Linked DNA regions of Homo sapiens: region 2 is linked to region 1. A link is a contact called in ENCODE Hi-C or POLR2A ChIA-PET data. All regions are on one chromosome and are shown on one strand. The core of a region is the stretch at or near the end of the contact, and the rest is flanking DNA. Distances in the headings are between cores, read along the strand shown.

Evidence for each region. A loop is a pair of places that touch in the nucleus more often than their neighbours do. ChIA-PET counts read pairs that join two places held with the same protein, here RNA polymerase II (POLR2A). Pooled maps may share reads with other maps.
Region 2: a pooled map shows a loop between it and region 1 (2.7-fold over the local background). The contact joins the promoter of PBX2 here to the enhancer-like site in region 1. A Hi-C loop is called at or near these places in 1 of 168 maps with a recorded cell type or tissue (OCI-LY7), 4 of 37 single-sample maps with no recorded cell type and 6 of 50 pooled maps. POLR2A ChIA-PET finds 5 or more read pairs at or near these places in 7 of 52 experiments (B cell, CD4-positive, alpha-beta T cell, Caco-2 and 4 more).

Annotation. Positions count from the first base shown.
Region 1 is chr6:32,269,967-32,275,767 of GRCh38, forward strand. The region is part of intron 1 of TSBP1-AS1 (TSBP1 and BTNL2 antisense RNA 1); the gene reads left to right. Among named protein-coding and RNA genes, the nearest start is that of TSBP1-AS1, 18 kb to the left of the region's middle. Within about 2 kb of position 1,610, at least 3 of the 41 ENCODE cell types and tissues checked have a DNase peak (open chromatin) inside an H3K27ac peak, as active enhancers do; they include B cell and OCI-LY7, where a contact is called at or near this core.
Region 2 is chr6:32,187,474-32,193,298 of GRCh38, forward strand. PBX2 (PBX homeobox 2) reads right to left here and starts at 2,729. Exons shown (of 9, transcript NM_002586.5): 1 at 2,222-2,729; 2 at 1,250-1,323; 3 at 784-1,031; 4 at 493-683; 5 at 174-309. The coding sequence starts at 2,442. It overlaps GPSM3 (G protein signaling modulator 3), which reads right to left and starts at 5,170. Exons shown (of 4, transcript NM_001276501.2): 1 at 4,999-5,170; 2 at 4,675-4,777; 3 at 4,236-4,435; 4 at 3,293-4,030. The coding sequence starts at 5,040. The coding sequence ends at 3,893. RefSeq lists enhancers at 807-1,363, 2,516-3,084 and a silencer at 3,471-3,649.

The sequences.
Region 1 (5,801 bases), core at 360-2,859:
CCGCGCCCAGCCCAAAGTCAATGTTTTGACCAAGAGCAAGGCTACCACTTGTTATTATTAATTAATTAATTAATTAATTAATTTTTGAGACAGGGTCTTACTATATTGCCTAGGCTGGCTTCAAACTCCCAGGCTCAAGTGATCCTCCTGCCCTGCCTCCTGAGTAGCTGGAATTACAGGTGTGTGGCGCCATGCCTTACTATTTATTTCTAAACACATTGCAGAACATGGAATTTAGGGAGGACAAATTTTGATGAATCAAATAGGTATAGTGATATGGGTAGAAGATTGGTTTACTTTATCATAATTCCTTAAATACATATTGTGTACTTGATTAATGAAATGTTAAAAATAAATGCTTAGATATCATTTGACATTAAATAACTCAATCACTAAGCATGAACTCCATATTTAAAAACTTTATAAAATTTTCAGAGCTCACACAGACAAAATTCCTTATTGTCATGATCACTACGTATAAGTTTGAGTTCTTTCTTACTTTTTTTTTTTGAGACAGAGTTTCGCTCTTGTCGCCCGGGCTGGAGTGCAATGGCGTGACTTCGACTCACTGCAACCTCTGTCTCCTGAGTTCAAGCGATTCTTCTGCCTCAGCCTCCCGAAGTAGCTGGGATTACAGGTGCCCGCCACCACACCCAGCTAATTTTTTTGTATTTTTAGTTGAGACGGGGTTTTACCATATTGGCCAGACTGGTCTGAACTCCTTATCTCAGGTGATCCACCTTATCTCAGGCGCCCCCCGCGATGCGGGGAGTGAGAGCCAGCCCCTCTTCCCTTGGGCCTCCCAAAGTGCTGGGACTACAGGCATGAGCCACAAAGCCCAGCCCTTTCTTACTCTTCATTACATTGTTGAGTATAGTATTAACTATCCTATCAACTGACATTTATATTGCCATTTAATCCAGTTTGATAATTTTTATTTTTAAAATGTGGCATTTCTTGTCCAACAGGAAAATATCACAATCCTAAATATATATGCACCTAACACTGGCGCTCCCAAATTTATAAAACAATTACTACTAGACCTAAGAAATGATATATACAGCAACACAATACTAGTGGGGGACTTTAATACGCCACTGACAGCACTAGACAGATCATTAAGACAGAAAGCCAACAAAAAAACAATGAATTTAAACTATGCCCTGGAACAAATAGACTTAACAGATATATACAGAACATTTTACCCAACAACTGCAGAATATACGTTCAATTCTTCAGCACATGGAACTTTCTCCAGGATAGACCACATGATAGAGCACAAAACAAGTCTCAATAAATTTAAGAAAACTGAAATTATGTTAAGCACTGTCTCAGACCACAGTGAAATAAAACTGGAAATCAGCTCCAAAAGGAACCTTTAAAACCACGCAAATACATGGAAATTAAATAACCTGCTCCTGAATGATCATTGGGTCAACAATGAAATCAAGATGAAAATTAAAAAATTATTCAAGCTGAATAACAATAGTGACATGACCTACAAAAACCTCTGGGATACAGCAAAGGCGGTGCTAAGAGGAAAGTTCTTAGCCCTATATGCCTACATCAGGAAGTCTGAAAGAGCACAAATAGACAACCTAAGGTCACACCTCAAGGAACTAGAGAAACAAGAACCAAGCCCAAAGCCAGCAGAAGAAAGGAAATAACCCAGATCAGAGCAGAGCTAAATGAAATTGAAACAAAAAAATACAGAAGTGAAACAAAAAGCTGGTTCTTTGAAAAGATAAATAAACTTGATAGACCATTGGCAAGATTAACCAAGAAGAGAGAAAATCCAAAGAAGCTCAAGTAGAAATGAAATGGGAGATAGTACAACTGACACCACAGAAATACAAAAGATCATTTGAGGCTACTATGAACACCTTTATGTGCATAAACTAGAAAACCTGGAGGAGATCGATACATTCCTGGGAAGAGAAAACCCTCCTACCTTAAATCAGGAAGAATTAGATACCCTGAACAGACCAATAACAAGCAGCAAGATTGAAATGGTAATAAAAAAATTACAAAAAAAAAAGTCCAGGGCCAGACGGATTCACAACTGAGTTCTACCAGACATTCAAAGAAGAATTGGTACCAATCCTATTGACACTATTCCACAAGATAGAGAAAGAAGGAATCCTCCCTAAATCATTTTATGAAGCCAGTATCATCCTAATACCAAAGCCAGGAAAGAACAAAAGAACATAACAACAACAAAAAAGAAAACTGAAGACCAATATCCCTGATGAACATAGATGCAAAAATCCTTAACAAGATACCAGCTAACCAAATCCAACAACATATCAAAAAGATAATCCACCATGATCAAGTGGGTTTCATAGCAGGGATGCAGGGATGGTCTAACATATGCACGTCAATAAATGTAATACACCACATAAACAATTAAAAACAAAAATCACATGATCATCTCAATAGACACAGAAAAAGCATTTGACAAAATGCAGCATCCTTTTATGATTAAAACTCTCAGCAAAATCAGCCTACAAGGGACATACCTCAATGTAATAAAAACCATGTATGATAAACGCACAGCCAACATAATACTGAATGGGGAAAAGTTGAAAGCATTCCCTCTGAGAATTGGAACAAGACAAGGATGCCCACTTTCACCACTTCAACATAGTACTGGAAGTCCTAGCCAGAGCAATCAGACAAGAGAAAGAATAAAGGCATCCAAGTTGGTAAAGAGGAAGTCAAACTGTCACTGTTTGCTGATGATATGATTGTATACCTGGAAAACCCAGAAGACTCCTCCAAGAAGCTCCTAGAACTGATAAAATAATTCAGCAAATTTCCTGGATACAAAATTAATGTACACAAATCAGTAGCTCTCCTGTACACCAACAGTGACCAAGCTGAGAATCAAATCAAGAACTCAACCACTTTTTACAATAGCTGCAACAAACAAACAAACAAATCACACAATCAAAAAAACTTAGGAATATACCTAACCAAGGAGGTGAAAGACCTCTACAAGGAAAACTACAAAACACTGCTGAAAACAATCATAGATGACACAAACAAATGGAAACACACCCCATGCTCGTGGATGGGTAGAATCAATATTGTGAAAATGACCATACTGCCAAAAGCAATCTACAAATTCAATGCAATTCCCATATAAATACCAGCATCATTCTTCACAGAACTAGAAAAAAAAATCCTAAAATTCATATGGAACCAAAGAAGAGCCCAAATAGCCAAAGCAAGGCTAAGGGAAAAGAACAAATCTGGAGGCATCACATTACCTGATTTCAAACTATACTGTAAGGCCATAGTCACCAAAACAGGATAGTACTGGTATAAAAATAGGGACAAAGACCAATGGAACAGAATAGAGAACCCAGAAATAAACCCAAATACTTACAGCCAGCTGATCTTTGACAAAGAAAACAAAAACATAAAGTGGGTAAAGGACACCCTATTCAACAAATGGTGCTAGGATAATTGGCAAGCCACATGTAGGAGAATGAAACTGGATCCTCATCTCTCACCTTATACAAAAATCAACTCAAGAAGGACTAAGGACTTAAATCTAAGACCTGAAACTATAAAAATTCTAGAAGGTAACATTGGAAAAACCCTTGTAGACATTGGCTTAGGCAAGGATTTCATGACCAAGAACCAAAAGCAAATGCAATAAAAACAAAGATAAATAGCTGGGACTTAATTTAAGAGCTTTTGCATGGCAAAGGGAATAGTCAGCAGAGTAAACAGACAACCCACAGAGTGGGAGAAAATCTTCACAATCTATACATCTGACAAAGGACTAATATCCAGAATCTACAACAAACTCAAGCAAATTAGCAAGAAAGAAAGAAACAATCTCATCAAAAATTGAGCTAAGGACATGAACAGACAATTCTCAAAAGAAGATATACAAATGGCCAACAAACATATGAAGAAATGCTCAGCATCACTAAGGATCAGGGAAATGCAAATCAAAACCACAGTGTGATACCACCTTACTCCTGCTTCTCTGAATCAGGGTTTTTCTAAAGAAATCTTTCAGAATCAGCAAAAGTGGGGATGACCCAGGCATCTTGATTTGCAAAGTCACAAAACTAAGTTGTCAATTATCACTGTAGATGAGCAACTCATCTTTTTAAAGTATAGTTACTGAACTGATTCTGAGAAATCTTTAGAGAGAAAAAACTCAACAGTACAAATTAACTAATTGGGAAAGTTAGAATGTCCTTTCTGAATTTTTCATTAAAAAATTACATTATCTGAAATAACATACAGCTACTAAACTGCTTTGTATTCTATTAAGAAATAGCTCCTAAAGATGTAGTCTTGTTTCATAGTTGTAAGCCCAATTCTTCTCTGTATAGAAAGGAAACATTGTGTACTTAATGAATTATTTATACAGAGCATTTGTTGCCAACTGTTGTTCCAGCTATCTACACAGGAGTCTGTTCTGAGGTGGCAATAGCACATGGGAAGATGAACTTTCCCTGTTTGTTTACCCGTTTTTCTTTGGCTGTATCTGATGACAGTATAAGATGTTCTTAATAAAGTTTTATGTTCTTTTTGAAAAAAAAATCAGAAAATAATAGAGGTTGGCATAGATGCGGTGAACAGGGAACACTTCTACACTGCTGGTGGGAATGTAAACTAGTACAACCACTATAGAAAACAGTTTGGAGATTCCTTAAAGAACTAGAAGTAGAACTACCATTCAATCGAGCAATGCCACTAGTGGGTATCTACCCAGAGCAAAATAAGTCATTATACAAAAAAGATACTTGCACATGCATGTTTATAGCAGCACAAGTTACAACTGCAAAAATGTGGAACCAACCCAAATACCCATCAGTCAACGAATAGACAAGGAAACTATGGCATATATATATGGTGGAATACTACTCAGCCATAAAAAGGAATGAATTAATGGCATTTGCAGCAATCTGGATGGGATTGGACACTATTCTAAGTGAAGTAACTCAGGAATGGAAAACCAAACATCATATGTTCTCACTCATAAGTGGGAACTAAACTATGAGGATGCAAAGCCATAAGAATGATATTGGGGACTCAGTGGGAAAGGGTGGGAAGGGAGTGAGGGATAAAAGACTACAAATTGGGTTCACTGTATACTGCTTGGGTGATGGGTGCATCAAAGTCTCACAAATCACCGCTAAAGAACTTACTAGTGTAACCAAATACCACCTGTCCCCCTAAAACCTATGGAAATAATAAATAAATAAATAAAAACTTAAGTAAAAACAAATAAAATGTGGCCATTTAGTCCATTTATAATTAATGGAATTATTGATTGATATATATGGGTCTAAGATTATTTTATTGCTCGTTTTCTATTTTTTCACCTGTTTTGTATTATATGTTTTCTTATGTTTTTGGCCTCCTATTTGTTTATTGAGACCGCATCTGGCTCTGTTACCCAGGCTGGTGTGCAGTGGTGTGGTCTCTCTTGCAACCTCCACCTCCCAGGCTCAAGTCATCCTGCCACCTCAGCCTCCCGAGTAGCTGGGGCTACAGGTGCACACCAACATGCTCAGCTAATTTTTGTATTTTTTGTAGAGATGGGGTTTTGCTATGTTGCTTGGGCTGGCCTTGAACTCTTGGGCTCAAGGAATCCACTCGCCTCTGCCTCCCAAAGTGCCAGGATTATAGGCATGAGCCACTGCATCTGGCCTCTTGGCCTCCTTTTGGAATGATTTTTATAAATTATTCTATGATCAGCCTTTGTTAGTTTTGTATTATGCATTTTAAATTGTTATTGTTGTTACTTAGAAAATACAAATATATCCCTG
Region 2 (5,825 bases), core at 1,479-3,978, 81 kb before region 1:
TTTTTTTTTTTTTGCTTCCTGGTCTCACTATGCTGTTGCCCAGGCTGGTCTCCAATTCAAGTGATCCTCCCACTTCAGCCTCCCTAGTAGCTGGGATTACAGGAACACACCACTGCACCTAGCTGAGATGCGTGCACTTTGCCTGACAACTCCTCCCGCAACCTCCATAATACCTGAGACACGGTGATGCCACACTTCTTGGCAAGCTCCTCCTTGGCCTCCTCACTAGGATATGGGTTACTCAGGTGGGAGTAGAAATACTCATTTAGGACCTCAGTGGCCTGTTTGCTGAAGTTACGGCGCTTTCGTCTACAGAGGAGGGAGAAGAGCAGTGAGGAGGATGTTGATGTCCTGGCAGGGCTGTCACATGGCATGACCCCAGAGTCACCATTGTCATGGAGTACCATGTTGTGCAGCATGGCAGCTCAGGGTCTTGGAGAGGAATGGGAAGGAGCCCAGTGCTGGGGGCCAGCCTGGGGTCCCTGGGCCCACCTGGCATCCAGGAAACGGGAGCGCAGGATCATCACAGCCTCGCAGGTGCTCTGCTTCAGCTGCATCTGGATGGCGCTGAACTTTCGATGGATGATGCTCACCATGCGTTCCATCTCTTTGGGGGCCACGGGCCTGGTGCGGCTCTGCTCCCTCAGCAGGTTCATGACATGGGTCGTGAACTCATTACATGCCTGTAGTGGGGGCCAGTGGGCTGGTGAGGAGGAGCCCTTTGACCATGGGATTCCCCTGCAAGAGCCCTTCCCTCCACCCACCCAAGCCTCCTCTCCTTACCTGCTCATACTTCTCCAGCTCCGAGTGGTATATGTGACGGATCTGGGCAAGTTTGCTGCGATAGTCCGAGTGTTCGATGGAGTTGTCAGGGGACACACCACCACCAGAGGCTGCAGCGGCTGCAGCTGCTGCTGCTGAGCCGCCCCCTTTCTCGGGCCCAGCCACACCCTCTGCCAGAAGCATGTTGTCCAAGCGCATCAGCTGTGGGTCCACCGGCTCCTCCTCCTGGGAGCTCCGAATGCTGAGGCCTAGCATGCAGGCGAGTGGACTTAGGGACCCAGAGACCCCAATACCCAGTGCTCAGTCCTCCTGGTGCTTCCTGGAGAGCCAAGTTCCCAGGCTTTGGTTCCTTCCCCAGTCCCCCTGACTCCTTACTTTCCTCAGGGCCCCAAGTTGTCACACTCTAGCCCTATAATGAACAGGGTTCTGTTCCCAGAGTTGAGCAATCCGGGGGGGGCCCACATACCAGTTTTCTCCTTGATTTCACACAGGACGCTAAAGAGAGCAGGCTTCATTCGGTGGCAGTTTAGGGCGTGTTTCCTTGGGAGGAGTGGGAGTGGGGAAAGAGAAAAGTTGAGGAGCTAGAGAAACAGAGCAGGGGGCCTGAGAACAAGGAGGGAGGAGGGTCAGTCTGCGGAGGGAGGAAGCGGATTGGGGGTGGAATGAGTTGGGGGTGGAATGAGGAGTTCTTGGGAAAAGATCAGCTCCCAGAGCATGGGGAAGCTCCTCAGCTTCAGGGAGACACAGGGAAGATGCAGGCAGCAGGTTAAAGGCTGCGGGCTTTGGGAGATGGTCTAGAAAGGTAGGAGGAGGAATCTGGGAGTGGATGGAGAAAGGAAAGTGACTTGGTAGGTTTCAGAGGGAGAGAGACAGAGGCTGGGGTTGAGAAGAGTCAGAGTTTGAGGTGGCAGAGTGGGGCTGGGGGTGCCGAGCTAACTGGGGAGATCAGTGTAGGGTGTGTGAAGGGGTCCTGGGGCTGAGCAGGTGGGAGGCTTTGATGCACCTAGTGTCTGGCTGAGCAGTGGAGAGGAGCTTTAGGGGCTCTGGAGAGGGTGTGGAGGTCTCCACATCTGGAGAGAATGAGGGGGCTGGGTGGAGAGTTAGGGGAGAAGATAACGTAGCCCAAGAACAGTTTCTTAGTCTGGGAGCCAGAGGGGGCTCCCGGGGATGGGGCTGTTCCAGGAGACTGCAGGGGTCGGCAAAAGGTTAGGAGTGGGGAGCCGGGCCACCGGGGGTTCCCTCTGTGAAGGTTTCAGGGCCTGGGGGTGAAGGGAGGTTTGAGAGGGATCACTTTTCTATGGGCTCCCAGGAATAAGGAGAGAAGAGAGCTGTTGGATCCTGGAGAGGGCCCTGGAGTTGGGGGGGGCTCCCAGAAGATTCAGAACATGTGAACGGGGTTTGCTGGGTCTGTGTGGGGTCCCGGAGTGGGGGCACTCACTTGGCCTGGGCCTCGTCCAGGCTCTGGTCGGTGATGGTCATTATCTGCTGCAGAATGTCCCCGATGTCTTGCTTCCCTCGGCCTCCCGGGACCCCCCCGCTACCCCCACCGGGGTCTCCGCCACCGGGAGGCTCGCCAGGGCCCCCAGGCTCCCCACTCACCAATCCCAGGCCCCCCCGGCCCCCGCCTGGAGGGGGCGGCCCCAGTAGCCGTTCGTCCATAGCTGGGGGGGGGCCCTGAGGCCCCCTCCCTGCTCCGCCCCTCCCCCCGCCTGGTTACTTCTCCCCCCAAACTCGCTGGGGCCGCTGCTCCCTCCGCCCCAACCCCCGCCCGTCTGCCCCCGGCTCCCGGCTCCCCCGGGGGTTCACCCCGGCACTGAAGGGAGACCTGGGATACCGGCTGGGCCCCCCACAGGAGACCCCGGCCCCCGGCGGCGGAGAAAATGGAGCCGGAGAGAGAGAGGAGGCCCAAGCGGGGGTGTGTGTGAGAGAGAGGGAGGAGGGAGGAGGGAGAAGGGGGGGGAGCGAGGGAGGGAGGCTGGGGGAGGGGAGCCGGAGAGGAAGAGGAGGGGAGAAGAGAGGAGGAACAGGGAGGAGCTGGGGGCGGAGAGAGAGACACAGAAACAGAGGAACTGAGACCTAGTGGAGGAGGGGAGAGGGAAGAGGGGATGAGGGGAGGAGACGGGCCATCTGAAAGATATGGGAAAGCCCCCTGGCTGGACTTCCGCGGCCTAGGAGTGGGGCTGTGTTGGCGGCTGGGGGCGTCTGTCACCTGGGTCCTGAATCAGGGATCTAAGCGATGTGGACTCAGGCCGCTGGAATGCCTGGGTTCACCGGCAGCTCAGTTCATATTTCTTGTTCTAATGACTCCCCTCCCTGTTCTACTTAATTAAAACCGAAGAGGGGGGCTGGGGGAGATAATTAGGGAGGTCTCCAGCCGCTGCTTAATGAGCCAGTAATTAACCAGCCGGGGAGGGGAGCTGGCCTCTGGCCAGACTGGGGAGAGAAAAGGCCTCTGGCCTCACCTTCCTACCTTTCACCCCGCCTGGGCCCCCCAGATACCAGTCTGCAGTCCAGAGGGGAATTATATTTATTCACACAACCAAAACATCAGACAGACTCAGCAGCAGTGGGGAGGGAGGGTGGGCAGGGCTGAAGGTCCATTCACAGCCCGTAAACCCCTCAGTCTCAGGGATCGGGGGTGCTGGTAGTGGGACTGGGAGAATAGTCTTAATCTCTCAGGTGCCCACCCACCTTCCCTTCTTACTGGGAGGAAGGGTAGAGCTGTCTCTCAGGTTATAACCTCTCAGGTGGAGGCCTGAGCCCTCAGACCCTACTGCCTAGTAGCTTGACAACTGGTGGTGTCCCCACAAGTTAGGGAAAAGACTCCCAGCCACTCCTTGAGATGGGTGCCTGGGATCCCCCTTACTGCCTCAAGCTCCCATGGACCTGTGGGCGGGGAGTTAAATCCCTGTTCCATCTCGCCTGTTCCCAGAGTTTGAGGACTTTCACCCTGTCCAGTTCCCAGGGAAGGTGATGTGGGAGATGAATATTGAGATTTGTGCCGTGTCTTTCAGTCTCTGGTACCCCTGCCAAGCAAGAGTTGAGGGCATGCAATGGGCTGCCCAGCTTTGAGACCAGTGGCAAGGAAGGGCTGGTTGGGGCTCAAGTCTCAGCAGGTGTGTGTGGGGGGCCGGGACCTTTGCTCCTCCATTCGACCCCCACCCTGAACTCTCAGCAGCAACTCCAGGAGCTCTTGCCCCCCTGGAGGGAGGGGAGGCTCTGACCGCTGGGCTTCCATCCGCTGGCACTGGAGGAGTGGAGGGAGAGGGAGAGCTTTGGTGAGGGTCTGAGAGGAGGAGGTTCTTGAGAGGATCAAGGGTTGGTATGGGGAGGCATATAGGAAACCTGTGAAGGCGATGGGGTGCCTAGGGAGAAACAGGAGTAGAGCCCCAAAGAGAACAGGGGCCAAGAGACCAGGAGGCCTGGGTTTGCCTCCTGGGGGGATGTCTTACCTGGTGACTGAGGATAGTGCTGTAAAGCTGTTCTCTGTCCTCGAGAGGACGGAGTGGGGCAGGGGCTAGGCTTGAGGGGTTTTGGGGGGTGTAGAAGGTGGCCCTCTGCTCCTCCAGGCGGCGGGACTGGGCTTCAGCCACCAGGTCCAGAAGGAGTTCAGTCTGCAGGGAGAGCAGGGAGGCCGAGCGGGGTCCCAGGGCTGGGGAGAGGGGTGTGGAGGGCTCAGAGACCCAGAGAGGTTGGCAGACAGGAGCCGTGGGGGAGTGTGGACAGGGTGACGTGATTAGGGACTTTGGATCAGAGGAGAGGGGGTGCAATGGGGAATCCCAAGGGGAGTCTGGAGGAGGTGGGGAGAGGGCCCACAATGGAGTGGGCCTTGGTAATGGGGTCAGGATGTGGGCACTAGGGTCGGGGCTCTCCCTGGGTGGGTAGGGGTACCTGTGTGGCGGGTCCCTGGAGGAGGAGGGGATGGAGGAGCAGATCGCCAAGGCCGAGTGGTGGAGTTTGGAGGGGGCCAGCCTTCCTCATCCTGAGGGGGGCCCTGATGCCAAAATATGTCCATTCTAGTCAAGCAGTGGTGGTTGAAGCGGGAGGAGTGGACAGGGGGCTAGGCCAGTGGCCCGTTTCCTCTCTGTGTGTCTCTGTTCCTGCCTCAGTTTGCCCAAGCCTTTCAAGGCCCCTGTGTCCCTACATTTCTGCCCCAGGTCCTCTCACCTCCCTTCTTTCCCAGTGTCAGCCTCCCCAACCCCGTGCCCAGCTCACCTGCTCACCATCCTCTTCTTCCTGGGGTCTCTCAGCCTCCATCCCCTAGAGGGGAGAAACTGGTGGGGGAGGGGTGGCTGGGATTTGGGAGGAGGGCTGGAACCTTGGGTTCCTGAGGGGAGTGGGGGCTGGAAGGGGTGGGGGTGAGCTGGGGGCTGGATGCCTGGGTACTGAGCAGGAAGCTGGGTTCCTGGTCAGCCCCCCCACGGGCCCCGCCCATCCCTGTCAACTTCCTCCATTCTCTTCCCACCCAAACAGCTTGTTCAGTCTCTCTCGCCCCAGGGCAGCACTGAGACTGGGAAAAACTCCTCCAGCTGCAGGAGTGGAGGGGGCTCATGGTGGGGAAGGACTCCTGGCGGTCTCATCTCCAGAGCCTCAGTAGTCCCCTAATCCCTGGCTCTGCTCCCTCCACCCCACCTCCTCTTCTGCTCTTTCTGTCAACACAGGAACTAGCTACACAGGAAGTGGTTTCACTCCTCAGAATCCCCCTCCCCCCAGCCAGGTCCCTTCCCTCCCTAAGATAGACCCTGGTGTAGGATTTGGCCCTCCCGATCTTCCCTCTTACTTACCGGGACTGGGAGGGGCATGGTTCCAGTGGGAAGTGGAGGATTCAGATCCAGGGATGTGGAGCTCTCAAATATATACATAAAACCCTAGCACCGGGTCCAACACATAGTAAGTATTCAATATATATGTATTGAATAATCATCCCTGACCTCTAGGTATTTAAAATCTATTCAGGAGATGGCCGGCTGCGGTGGCTCACACCTGTAATCCTAGCACTTCGGGAGGCTGAGGCGGGTGGATTGCCTGAGCTCAGGAGTTGG